2 separate regions of the Homo sapiens genome follow, and region 1 is linked to region 2. A link is a contact called in ENCODE Hi-C or POLR2A ChIA-PET data. All regions are on one chromosome and are shown on one strand. The core of a region is the stretch at or near the end of the contact, and the rest is flanking DNA. Distances in the headings are between cores, read along the strand shown.

Region 1 (6,238 bases), core at 1,459-3,958, 77 kb before region 2:
AGGCTGGGCAACAAAGCAAGACCCTGTCTCAACCCCCTACCACCCACCCCCACCAAAAAAGATAGATGTAAACTTCGGAGCTTCTAAAGGGAAAGTTTGGAAGTTATGGATTCAGGTTCTCTATTAAGGTTAATATCACTTCAGAGCTCACTATATCATCTTCTTATTTATAGCCAGATTTAGGAAAAGCAGTGTATATTAGGCTGCAATGAGGGAAGCTTTTTGGATTACTTATAGGCAGAAGGAAAGGGAAATTTTTGTAATGCCTGGCTGTACCTGGAAGATAGAGAAAAGTGGAAGAAGTTTGAGGGAGATGTATGTGTTCAAATAAAAAGATTTCTAAGTTTGAATTAGTTGAACTGTAAGCAAAACTAGTAATGCAGGTGTACTGTTCTCCCAGTGGGGAAGAAATGAAGCGGGGAAAAGGATAATTCATTTTGTTGACCACCAGGTGGTGCCCTAGGTGAGGATTGGTAGGTGGAAGTGAGGGGATGGATGCCTGACAGGACATTGATTAACCCCGGGGTGATAATTTAATTAGTACAGGAAGTCATTAGGATGTGGGCTAGCTTGAGCACAGTGACTATTAAATAGTGATAGTGCTCTTATAAATATTGAGCTGAATTGATAACTGTGGAAGTGGAATGGACAATAGAAGAACAGGTAGGATTTGATAACAATGTTAGAATAAAAAATTTTAAAATCTGAAGTTTGCTTGGGAGAATCAGAAAATATTTTCCATTTCCACTAAACAGTTGAAAAATTGTATTTTTTAAGGAAAACCATTTAGTTTCAGTTGGGTGGCTGACACCTACTATGAAGAGAATGTCTTATAGGCCTTTAATAATACGGAACTGGAACAGTGGGCATAAGTTAGAAATGAAGATGTATTTTGGCTTTCTCATTGTTCTCCCTTAAAGATACTTTACGTAGCAAAACTTGATTGCCAAAGCAAGTAACTTACAGGTTTATTGACCCTACCTCTGAAAGCCAGAATGTTTATGGCTATGTCCTTTCCCCCAATACTGAGTTTCCTTTAATATAAATATGTATTCATTGGCCCCAAAGATATTTTGATTATCCTTAATGATCTCATGTGGGCATCAAATATAGTTCTTGTAAGAGTAGAAGTGAAGGTACAGATAAGCTAACTGTTCCTAACCTTGGTAAATTTGTTATGCAAAGTGTAATATCATAGGGATGCTTCTTAAAGTTTGTTTCTGTTTGTTTGGTTGGTTGGTTTTTTTTGACACAGAGTCACGCTCTGTCACCCAGGCTGGAGTGCAGCGGCATGATCTCTGCTCACTGCAACCTCCACCTCCCAGTTTCAAGCAATTCTCCTGCCTCAGCCTCCAGAATAGCTGGGATTACAGGCACACACCACCATACCCAGCTAATTTTTGTATTTTTAGTAGAGACAGGGTTTTACCATTTTGGCCACGCTGGTCTCAAACTCCTGACCTCAAGTGATCCACCTGCCTCAGCCTCTCAAAGTGCTGGGATTACAGGCATGAGCCACCGCGCCCAGCCAAAGTTCATTTGTTTGTTTTTTAAGTCTGAGTTACTTTCTTTCTGTTCAGAGCCTTTTATGATGAAGGCTCAACGTAATGGAAAGTAGAGTTCACTCTTTAACCTCTTTTTCCTTTATACAACAAAATGGTCCAGGCTTTAGGGTAATCAGACTCCTAAACATATATAGTATGTGACCTAATTTCTGCTTTTCTCTTTTATTCATCAGAGATTTGGGTACTTTATCAATAGCTTTGAATCTTAGGAGTAGAGGAGGAGAATTTTAGTATCCAAAGTCCACTACTCTTTGGTTTATCCAGAACGCTAATATAAGGTCTTGCTTCCAAAGAGTCATAGATAGATAGACGGAGGGATAGGCCAAGATTGTGTTTTGTGTAAGGTAATTACTATTGCAGACTGTTTTTTTGTTTGTTTGTTTGTTTGTTTTTCAGGGATCTCAGTACAGCATTTTTTCTCAAGAAAGACAACTTTGGCAAGTTAGCCCAATGTTGAACTAAGTCGGTGTTTGTTAAAAATTGACTTATTTTGATGTTATCATAGCCTATGATCCTGTTGGTCAATGTGAGCAGGCTAGATTTTATTTTTGAACTTTTGTACTTCAGGGTCACAATTAATATACATTATGCGTTAATAGGTGTCTCTCACTTTGTATATATATCAACTTTGGGAATATGTTCCTAAACAAAATTTTAAATATATAAAATGTTATTTTTGTTTTGTTTTGTTTGAGATGGAATTTCGCTCTTGTTGCCCAGGCTGGAGTGCGGTGGCGTGATCTCGGCTCACTTCAACCTCCACCTCCTGGGTTCAAGCGATTCTCCTGCCTCAGCCTCCCAAGTAGCTGAGATTACAGGCGCACATCACCACGCCTGTATAATTTTTATATTTTTAGTAGAGATGGGGTTTCACCATGTTTGTCAGGCTGGTCTTGAACTCGTGACCTCAAATGATCCACCTGCCTCAGCCTCTCAAAGTGCTGAGATTACAGGCCTGAGCCACTGCGCTGGCCTAAAATGTTTTATTTTAAAAATTAAAGTTATGGCAAATCTTTTTATTTTGTCATAGTAACATCTTACTGGGATAAGAAACCCTGACTCAGATTTCAAAACTGTAATAATGAGGAAGCTAAGAATTCAAAAGTCTTGAGTTGCAAAATGAGTCCCTTGCACCACAAATGATTTCTAGTCAGAAGATCACTGGCTGCTGCCAAGTGACTACCAGACTCATAGACTGTTAGGCCTATTAAGCTACTTTGATTAATTCTAATCAAACTCCTGATTTTACAGGTCCAGAGATGTTAAAAACCTGCCTGAAGTTATACAGTTAATTATGAGTGATACCAGGACCAGATCCCTGGGTTCCCTCTTGTTTTGTGTTCAGCATTCTTGCCTCTTTACCTGGTTGAGCATGCCAGAGAATTGAAGAATGCCAGAGAATTGAAGAACACCAGTTCTTTCAAGCAGGAAATAAGAAAAGGGGAAAGGAAAGTTTTTCCTTTTTTCAAAGATTGGTTGCTAGATCAGCTTGTTTGAAGGCAGAAATCTAAGAGCAGTGACAAAGACTGATTTCATCACTACCTCTGGTTTCTTATGTTATTATGTATTTTTTGAGATGGGGTTGGGGTCTTGCTCTAATGCCCAGGCTAGAGTGCAGTGGTGCAATCATGGCTCATTGCATCCTCAAACTTCTGGGCTCAAGGGATTTTCCCACCTCAGTCTCTTGAGTAGCTAGGACTATAGGCATGTGCCACCATGCCTGGTTCTTATGTTATTACTTTTAAACAACTTTTGCCATCATTTTCAGACGGGTAACAGTAGATATCAAATACTGAAATGATTCCCTAAAGTTATTTTAATCCCATTCATCATTAAAATATGAACAGTGACATCCTGGATTCTCAGATGTCTAAACAAAATAATAACAAAATAGTTATTTACAATGCCTAAAAAATAAGGCCTCATAAATATATATAAATATATGTATTTATATTTGAGACAGGGTCTCACTCTGTCACCCAGGCTGGAGTGTAGTGGTGTGATCACAGCTAACTGCAGCCTCGACTTCCCAGGCTCAAGTGACCACCCACCTTAGCCTCTTCAAGTAGCTGGGACCACAGGTGAGTGCCACTGCACCCGGCTAATTTTTGTATTTTTTTGTAGAGGAGTTTTGCGGTGTTGCCCAGGCTGGTCTTGAACTCCTGGGCTCAAGTCATCCACCCGCCTCAGCCTCCCAAAGTGCTGGGATTACAGGTGTGAGCCACTGCATGTGGCCACGGACTCTTATATTTAGTGAGATGGCTGGTTAAATAGTCTTCATGGAGTTATTTCTGCATTGTGAGTTTGAGGGTGGGATGGAAAACAGGGCCCATAATTAAAGTTTCTTACTAACCACATAAAATGTTGCAGAGTTATAGTAAGAAAGAGTGATGACGATGAGAATCATCCCTCTGTTATCTTATTGCCTTAAGACACCAAGAAACCTGCCCTGGAAATGCTGAATTTTAATGAACTCATAAAATGAACTTTAATTGGGAATCTTTTCCATGTAGTTGATAGTATTCTTTGCAAGAATTTTGTTGAAGTGAATTTGTTTTTATATCATTATATCAGATCATTCTTAACAAATATTTGAGTGTCTAATGTATGTAAGATCCTTTCCATGTATACTTTGCAGTTTAATTTGCATGTGAGTATTTTGGGGCAGGTCAATACCTTTAAAAAAAAATGAAGTAATTAGTGCTTAGGGAAAATTTTAAAACTTGTCTAAGACCAGAGAGCTAGTTCATGGCTGAGTCTAAGCTCTTTGCACATGTACACATCTACATCTACATCTACACATCTACAGCACAGATGCCTCAATATTGATAGCTTTTATCATGTACTTAGTGTGGGGAGTGTAATATAAAGGCAGAGAATATAGATCTTAGAATGATACAGGCTGTCAAAAAGTCGGTAATCTGCCAAGTAATTTTCCTAAAACACATAAGAAAAAAACTTGAACAGTTGGTCTTAGTTAAAATTGAAGCAAGATTTGAGGCTTCATAATTAACTCTTGAAGTAGAAACTTAGATGAAAGAAAAAAGTAAGTTTCCCACTGCTTTCCTTATGTACTATCAAAAGGCCACAATGAAATTGCTGGAAGTCGCCACCTCTTACTAACCTCTGAACAGTGCTTAAAAGTAGGAAGTGAGAGGTAATTGGCTGGTTTATCTTTGCTTCCATGCAGTTTTACTGGCCTATAATCTGGTGGTTAATAGCATCGATTGTTTTTAATTCTGTTGTTTTTTTCCTGCCAAGTTGCTATAACCATCTGGGAAGGGTAAGATAAGAGTGCTGGAGCATTGTCCTAAGAAAGTTCCACTTCTCCTTTTGAGCCTTTCTTTAACACAAATCTCATATTGGGAGAGATTTCTACAGTCGTTTTCATTTATAGCTCTCTAACATTCTCCCTAAACGGTTGTCTGGCCTCTCAGAATCTCCCAAAGCAGCCTATTCTACTTGTGCCTCTGTTAGACAAATCTAATATATTAATCTGAATCTGGTACCCTGTATTTCTCCAGTTAGGGCCAATCAGAATATGTAATGCCTCTGCAGGCATGAATTGCCTTCACATTGTGTCTCTTCCTGAATAATCCCTTCTCCAGACTAATAATCCTTAGTCCTTGGGATATATATATATATTTTTTTAATTTAACATTTTTTGATCCAGGCATTTTAAGTGTTTGGGATACAGTAGTGAATTCTCACTACAAACAACTGTACTGTGAAGTATTACTATCTCTATTTTTATAAGTGAAGAAACAAGATGAAGTTGGAATGACTTACCATGTTTACACAATTGGTAAGAAGTTTGTAATGGATGTCAGAACCAAGTCTTTTTAGCTCTAGAAGTCATGCTTTTGACCACTGCTCTTTGCTACTGTAGGTCTTGCCAAGAATAATCTAGTAGGCGTCTTCAAGGCCTGAAATAGATAGTTCAAGGAGAAGGCTCATCTAAGGAATGGCATAAACACCTTCTAGATAAGAAATTCTGAGGTTCCTTGGGATATTAAATGAATCCGTAGCCTTCCTGGGTTCCACTGGGAAACTTGACGTCAAGTAGATTCTTAGCTGGGTTTGGTGGCACACACCATTAAATTTGTGGTTTCAACAATTCACTAAGGACCCCAACGTCCATAAAAAATATGGAGTGTTTCACGAGTTTTTGTGTCATCTTCTTCAGAAGCCATGATAATCTTTGTATTCCAATTTTAGTATATGGGTTGCTGAAGCAAGCCCCGGGTTATTCATTCACATCATAATTTTGAGTACTTAGTCATACTGGTCCATCAACTCTAACTGTTCCCGTTCTTCAGTATTCCGCTTAAATTCTAGTCTCCAGAACAGAACACAATGCCCAGATCTGATTACAGTAGTGAATAGACCTTTCCTAATTCTGAAGTATTATATGCTTATGGTCAGCACAACTCCAGTTTGAAATTGTTTTTCCTTTTTGTGATCTGACTTACCTTTCATCTTTAATTTTTATTTGGCAAAAGTTGTAGAGTTTAATTCAGAGTAATTGAAATTTTTACAGGCAGTAAAATAATACAGATGTTTAGTCATTTTGAGACTGTTAGTAAAAAGACTTTTTGTAGAGAACTTAACTTCTAATTTCTAATATATTTACTTTTAAGAATGAGAACCCTTCACACCTGTAATCCCAGCAC
Region 2 (6,534 bases), core at 1,704-4,203:
GCCACTCCAGCCTTGGCTACAGAGCGAGACTCCCTCTCAAAACAACAACAACAACAAAAACCCAAATCTCATCCATTTACCCATATGTAGCAGGCAAGAACTGAATGGCAAGATACCAGGGAAGTGGCATGATGACATGGCTGTTTATTTCAATACAGTTTTGAGACACAGGAAGTGTTGAACCTGGCTTTGGGTTTGCCACAGAATACTGAGTCTCTATAGATAATATGGGTAAAATTTCTTTAGGTGTATGTAACATGACCTACTTGCTCAGCTAAGAGTGCTGATTAAGTCCATGTTTTCCTAGTTATTCAAAATAATATATTTCTAAGTCTTATCCTGTGTGAAAATGGTTTAAAGTTCTTTTTTCTTCAAGTTCTCTTCATAGATATTTCCAAGGAGTTTCCTGGATTGTATTCAGTTTACAGGGTTCTTTCTTAGTTATTACTATAGGAGAAAAGTGTGTTTCTGCTACTGCAGGACATGGGTGGGAAGGAGTGAGTACGGACAGGTGACACATCAGAGCCCAGGGGATGTGAGGGGGAAGGAATGGGTCTGTGCAGCTGTACAGCGTGATGATAAGGGGTCGGATTCATGTTGGGTGAGAAGGGAATCCATGGTGCAGTGAAGTTCCTTAGTGTGGAGTTTCAGAGCCCAAGTGGGATGAGGTTGACATCTACACCAGGGAGGTGGTAGCTGCAGAGATAGAAGATTGGTTACATATGGAAGGAGAGGGATTGATAAATACAGTGAGGGTGATGAGAGCAGGTTTCTCATAGTAATAAGAGAGTTCCAAATATGGAAAGGAAGAAAACTACAATAAACCTTGTGGTATTAGATAGGAATATTGTGGTTGTTTCAATTTTAAAATATTTTAAATTATCGAAGTAATTTATAAATAATTTTGAAACAATATAGCTTAAAATGAAGGTATATAAGTTTATAAATGGAGCCAAATATTATGTATATACTCCTGAAGTGTTGCCAGACTTTGCTGAGCTTTGAAAAGAACCATATGGTCCATGGATTTCCTCGGATTATATGTAAATTTGCATGTGTGTGAATTTTTTTTCGGGAGAAAGAATGCATAGTTTTCATTAAATTCTCAGAGGGGTTTGTGATGCAAAAAATGTTGAACTTTTTTTTATATATATGTAACTGAGGGGACTCTGAGTTTATTTTTAGAAATCCTCCTGCAGCTTACGTTAATAGAGCATGTGTGGCCTAATTAAATGTAGGTTTTAAATCAGTCTTCATATATATGAGGAATTAACATTTTATTGAATACCTTTTAATGCCTAGAAGAAAAAGTACTATTATACATTGATTCATTTTCACAGCAATGATTTATTCTCCCAACAATGATACAAAGTAATTATTATCCTGTTGTGCTGATGAGGAAACTGAGATTGGGATTAAAAAGGTTGCCCAATGTTAAAAAACTAGCAAGAGGCCAAGTAAGGTAGTAGGTGTTCTTTCTGCTCCTCCACACTCTTATCTCCAGTGGAGTGCCTGCTGTGTTCAGGGCATTGCACAGGGTGCTGGTGATGTAATACTGAACACAACAGACTCTTACCCCAACCTTGTAAAGAATATAGGGGAATTAGGTATAGGGAATTTTAAACTATTGAGAATGCATTTATTTCAGATATTCCTTATATTGCTCCATTTGCTCTTTTAAGAATGCTAGCAATGTTTATTGTATTTCCTTAAGCCACCCAATACCTTTAGGGGAAAACACCTATTATTCAAATGCACAAGTGAGGCAGAGTATAAATGTGACTTGGCTCATTATCACCAAGTTTACTTGCAGGATCAAATTTAGAACCATGGTTTGTAATACTTTATATTACACAGTAGTCATCAGTCTGCATAGTTAAAAAAAACTAAACCTGTAATCCTAGCACTTTGGGAGGCCGAGGCGGGCGGATCACGAGGTCAAGAGATCAAGACCATCCTGGCCAACATGGTGAAACCCCGTCTGTACTTAAAAAAAAAAAAAATACAAAAATGAATTGGGCGTGGTGGCGCACGCCTGTAGTCCCAACTACTCAGGAGGCTGAGGCAGGAGAATCACTTGAAGCTGGGGGGTGGAGGTTGCAGTGAGCTGAGATCACGCCACTGCACTCCAGCCTGGGCAACAAGAGCAGGACTCCATCTCAGGAAAAAAAAAATTAAACCAGTTTTTAAAGCTATATGCATATTTATTAATTTCTCTCTAAGGGTACTTAGTTGTTTTTTTTACCCCCCTCCTTGCAAGGATTTAAAAAGAGAAAAAGGAAAGAGGTTCAGGGCTGGGTGCAGTGGCTCATGTCTGTAATCCCAGCACTTTGGGAGGCTGAGGCGGGAGGATCACTTAAGGCCAGGTGTTTGAGACCAGCGTGGGCAACAAAGAAAGACCCCATCTGGCTTTTTTTCTTTCCTTTTTTTTTTTTAGGGAGAGTCTCACTGTGTTGCCCAGGCTGGAGTGCAGTGGCACAATCTCGGCTCCCGAGTAGCTGGGATTATATGCAGGTGCCACCACACTCAGCTAATTTTTTTATATTTTTAGTAGAGACGGGGTTTTACCATGTTGGCCAGGCTGGTCTCGAACTCCTGACTTCAGGTGATCCACCCGCCTCGGCCTCCCAAAGTGCTGGGATTTACAGGTGTGAGCCACCATGCCTGGTCCCATCTTACTTTTTTAAAATGAGAAAAGATTCAGCTGTGTCTATTTAAAGGCTTCTCTCTCTCTCTCCTTTGGGAAGGACATGCTTTGTGCAGCTAAAATGGAGAAAGAGTGGCTAAGATCCTTAGGATCCAGAATGTCTGGCAACAAGCCCTAGTGGCTGCAATCACAACTATAAACATACAGCATTTCCCATCAGGGCATTTGCTCTGAAGAGGAGGATTCTTGTGGAAACAAGTAGGCTTAGAGAAATGCAAAACTACTCTTGGCACAGGCTGAGCTGCGGAGTGAAGCGCTCAGTTTAGCACTGTGGCTGAGAAGCTGTTGGTGTTATTCTCTGTGCTCACAAGAGAAGGTGTACAGTTGGTGTAGGATATGACAACAAAATGTTTTATAATCTCATCATACAAGCCCAAGAGAAGAGTGAATTTCAAGAAGTGTGAGTGCATGTTTAAAATTGTAACGAAGTTTTTTTCTCTTTGTTTTTGTACTTTTGAATAAAAATCTTCCTAGTAGATAGCAGTGCCTCCAGAAATGGTAGCTGATACCTTGAAATCTAGTTTAATTTCATTTAGCACATGACAGTGCAGTGCATGTCTTACAAGAAATTTTTATTCTCTCCATTATTACTCAATATGTCTACATCTCCCCTTGAAATTGCTCTATTATTGTGTGATAATGGAGAAATCTCTTAAACTTTCTGAACTGTGAATTTTTCCTTCTGTGGAGCAGTGAGGAAGATTCTTGATGTACTCTAAATGATTAACAAAAAGCATCATAATAGTTCAAGGCACAGATAGGCTTTGTAAGCTGAAAACCGTGGATTTGAAATCCTTCTTTATTACCTCTCAGCTTTGTTACCTTGAGTAAGTTTCTCATCCTCTCAGTTTCATCTTTGAGTGAAGGGTGGTAGTAATTATAACTGCCTCCTGGAGCTGTTCTGAGGATTATATCAAATATATGTGAAACTCTTTGTATATCATACCATACTAACATTATATATTAAATATGTATGATTGGAAACCTTGGTGATGATAAGGAAGGTGATATATGTGTGTGTATGCATGCTATTTTCTTTAGAAAGTGGTGACGTTATGCTGGGCACAGGTGTGTGTGCTTGTAGTTCCAGCTGCTTGAGAGGCTGAGGTGGGAGGATCACTTGAGCCTAGGAGTTTGAGACCAGCCTGGGCAACATAGCAAGACCTCATCTCTTAAAAAATAATAAAGAGGCTGGGTGCGGTGCCTCACGCCTGTAATCCCAGTGCTTTCGGACGCTGAGTTAGGAGGATTGCTTGAGCCCAGGAGTTCAAGACCAGCCTGGGCAACATAGTGAGACCCTGTCTGTTTATATTAAAAATAAAACTAGAAAAGGAAAAAGAAAGTGGTGAAGTTAAATGGGTTGTATTGAGGTTTCTAAAAACTACGACAACCAATCTTTTTGACATCCTCCTGTGTCCTCCCTTGAAATTGCTACCAGAGCTCCTTGACCTCTAACTTGGTGCCAGTATTAAAGTTAAAAGGTGAAATTGTAAGGTTCAGATATCTTATCAGCTATGTAAGCATCTATTTTGCATCTAACTTGGTACATGGAACACAATATCAGTCAGAATTAATCCAGAAACTTACATAATTTCAAAGAAAGTATTTTAAAATCATACTCTTAGGTGTCACTGAAATTAAAGAGGCTTTTCACTGTGGACAGCTTCATTAGATACTATTATGACTGTACTCTTTTTTTTTTTTTTAAACAAGTGCACTTGGCAAATGACACCTACCAGAATGAAAAGAAATCTGATTTTTTTAAAAAACAGTGAAGTTATTTTTAAAAACTTGATTGGAAAATGAGTTAATAAATATCAAGCACGTTGTGACTTCAGTTAACTTTATTTTTGAAGTTCTGGGTCAAGAATTTTTTCTTTAGCAGGAATGGGCATTTTGCAGATAGGTTAGCTTATTTGCCAGCTATCGTAGCCTTTTTAGTAAAATAAGTCATAAATTGTTTAGAATGAAGAGACTTTTTTTAATCCAAAAGAATCCATGGTTCATTGTAATATAACAATTTTATCAGTATTTCTAATTCTGGTATCAGTCATGCATATTCCATGGTGCCATTTGTATAATGTTACTACAACCCTATCTTGTCACTTTGTGATTTAATTTTTTGCTCTGAATACTTCACATAAACATATAGAGGGGTAGCTGCTTAATTCCACAGATTTACCATAGGCGATACCATGGAGTACAGATGACACTTTTCTACAAAAGTAGTCTTTTATGGAATGTTTAATTCCTTCCTTATCCCAATCCCTCTAGAATTCTTAGTTGATCATTAAGTTCAGATGTACAAACTACAAGCAAATCATCCTCAGAGACTTGGTTCAACCAAGAATTTTTTCTTAAGAAGCTTCAAAGATGAGGAAACTGACAAGTGAGACTCGTCTGTGGAAATATTTCATGGAGGAGTGACTTTTTAGAAAGAGCTTTTTGAAATATAATTCTTATACCATACACCTCACCCATTGAAAGTATACAGTCCATGGCTTTTAGTAGATTCACAGAGTGCAACCATTACTACAATTTTAGAACATTTTTATTATCTCAAAAGGAAGCCCCATACCTCTTAGGCATCACTGCCCAATCTCCCCATTCTCCCCCGGCACTAGGCAATTACTAATCTATTTTCTATCCCTATAGATTTGCCTATTCTGGACATCTTCTATAAAGGGAATCATACAATATGTCGTCCTTTGGGGCTGGCTTCTTTCCAGAAACATGTAATACATGGTCCTTCAGATCTGGCTACTTTTATTTAGCACATTGTTTTGAAGGTTTATCCATGTCATAATGCATTTCTTACTGCAAAATCATATTCTATTATGTGGATATGTCACATTTTATCCATTTATCAGTTGATGGACATTTATGTTGTTTCTACTTTTTGGACAGTATGAATAACGCTGCTGTGAATATCTGTGGAAACATTTATTCATTTCTCCTGGGTGTATACATGTAGGAGTAGATTAATCATTTAGGGAATTGCCAGACTATTTTCCAAACATGCCATACCTTTTACCACTAGCAATATATGAGGGTTTCAATTTCTGCACATTCTTACCAATTGTTATTATTATCTGTCTTTATAGCCATCCTAGTGGGTATGAAGTAGTATCACATTTTTATTTACACTTCCTTGGTGGTTAATGATGAGCTGAGCATCTTTTTATGTGCTTATTGGCCATTTGTAATCATCTTGGAAGAACTGTCTGTTCAGGTCCTCTGTCCATTTTGTAATTGGATTGTCTTTTCAATTTTGACTTATAATTTTTTATATATTCTGTGTACAAGTTCCTTATCAGATGTATGATTTGCAAGATTCTTTCCTCTGTGGTTTTTATCTTTTCACTTTGTTAATGGTGTCCTTTGAAGCATAACAGTTTTTAATTTTGATCATATCTATTTTTTTTCTTTTGTTGTTTATGTTTTTGGTGTCATATCTGAGAAACCACTGCCTATCCTAAATCAAGGACCAGGAAAAAAACACAAACAGACTCATTGACTATTCAAGGTCACAAAGATTTACATCCATGTTTTCTTACGAGAGTTTTAGATTTAGGTCTTTCATCCAAAAGATCAAGACTATTCATCTTTTCCCTGTGAGTTATCTTGACAGAGGAAATGATTCTTCAGCATTGTCTTTAAAGGAGGAATTTAAATAGCAGAAATGATAGCATTCCAGTCTGGTTTCTAGATAAATTATGTGAATTATATGAGATTAAGATAAGATATTTGAATCAGAGAGGTGTTTGCCTGTGTTGTATATAAGTAAGAGTTAAAATACGGAATTAGAGAATGAAGTTGTAGTGGTA

What was found. Hi-C counts contacts between places; a loop is a spot of excess contacts on that map. ChIA-PET counts read pairs that join two places held with the same protein, here RNA polymerase II (POLR2A). Pooled maps may share reads with other maps.
Region 1: a map of endothelial cell of hepatic sinusoid shows a loop between it and region 2 (4-fold over the local background). The contact joins two enhancer-like sites. A Hi-C loop is called at or near these places in 3 of 168 maps with a recorded cell type or tissue (endothelial cell of hepatic sinusoid, gastrocnemius medialis and left ventricle myocardium inferior) and 2 of 50 pooled maps. POLR2A ChIA-PET finds 5 or more read pairs at or near these places in 2 of 52 experiments (Panc1 and WTC11).

Annotation. Positions count from the first base shown.
Region 1 is chr3:129,819,346-129,825,583 of GRCh38, reverse strand. The region is part of intron 4 of TMCC1 (transmembrane and coiled-coil domain family 1); the gene reads left to right. It also overlaps the pseudogene LOC124906340. Among named protein-coding and RNA genes, the nearest start is that of TMCC1, 71 kb to the left of the region's middle. Within about 2 kb of position 2,708, at least 2 of the 41 ENCODE cell types and tissues checked have a DNase peak (open chromatin) inside an H3K27ac peak, as active enhancers do.
Region 2 is chr3:129,741,815-129,748,348 of GRCh38, reverse strand. All of the region lies in intron 4 of TMCC1 (transmembrane and coiled-coil domain family 1), which reads left to right. Among named protein-coding and RNA genes, the nearest start is that of PLXND1, 140 kb to the right of the region's middle. Within about 2 kb of position 2,953, at least 2 of the 41 ENCODE cell types and tissues checked have a DNase peak (open chromatin) inside an H3K27ac peak, as active enhancers do.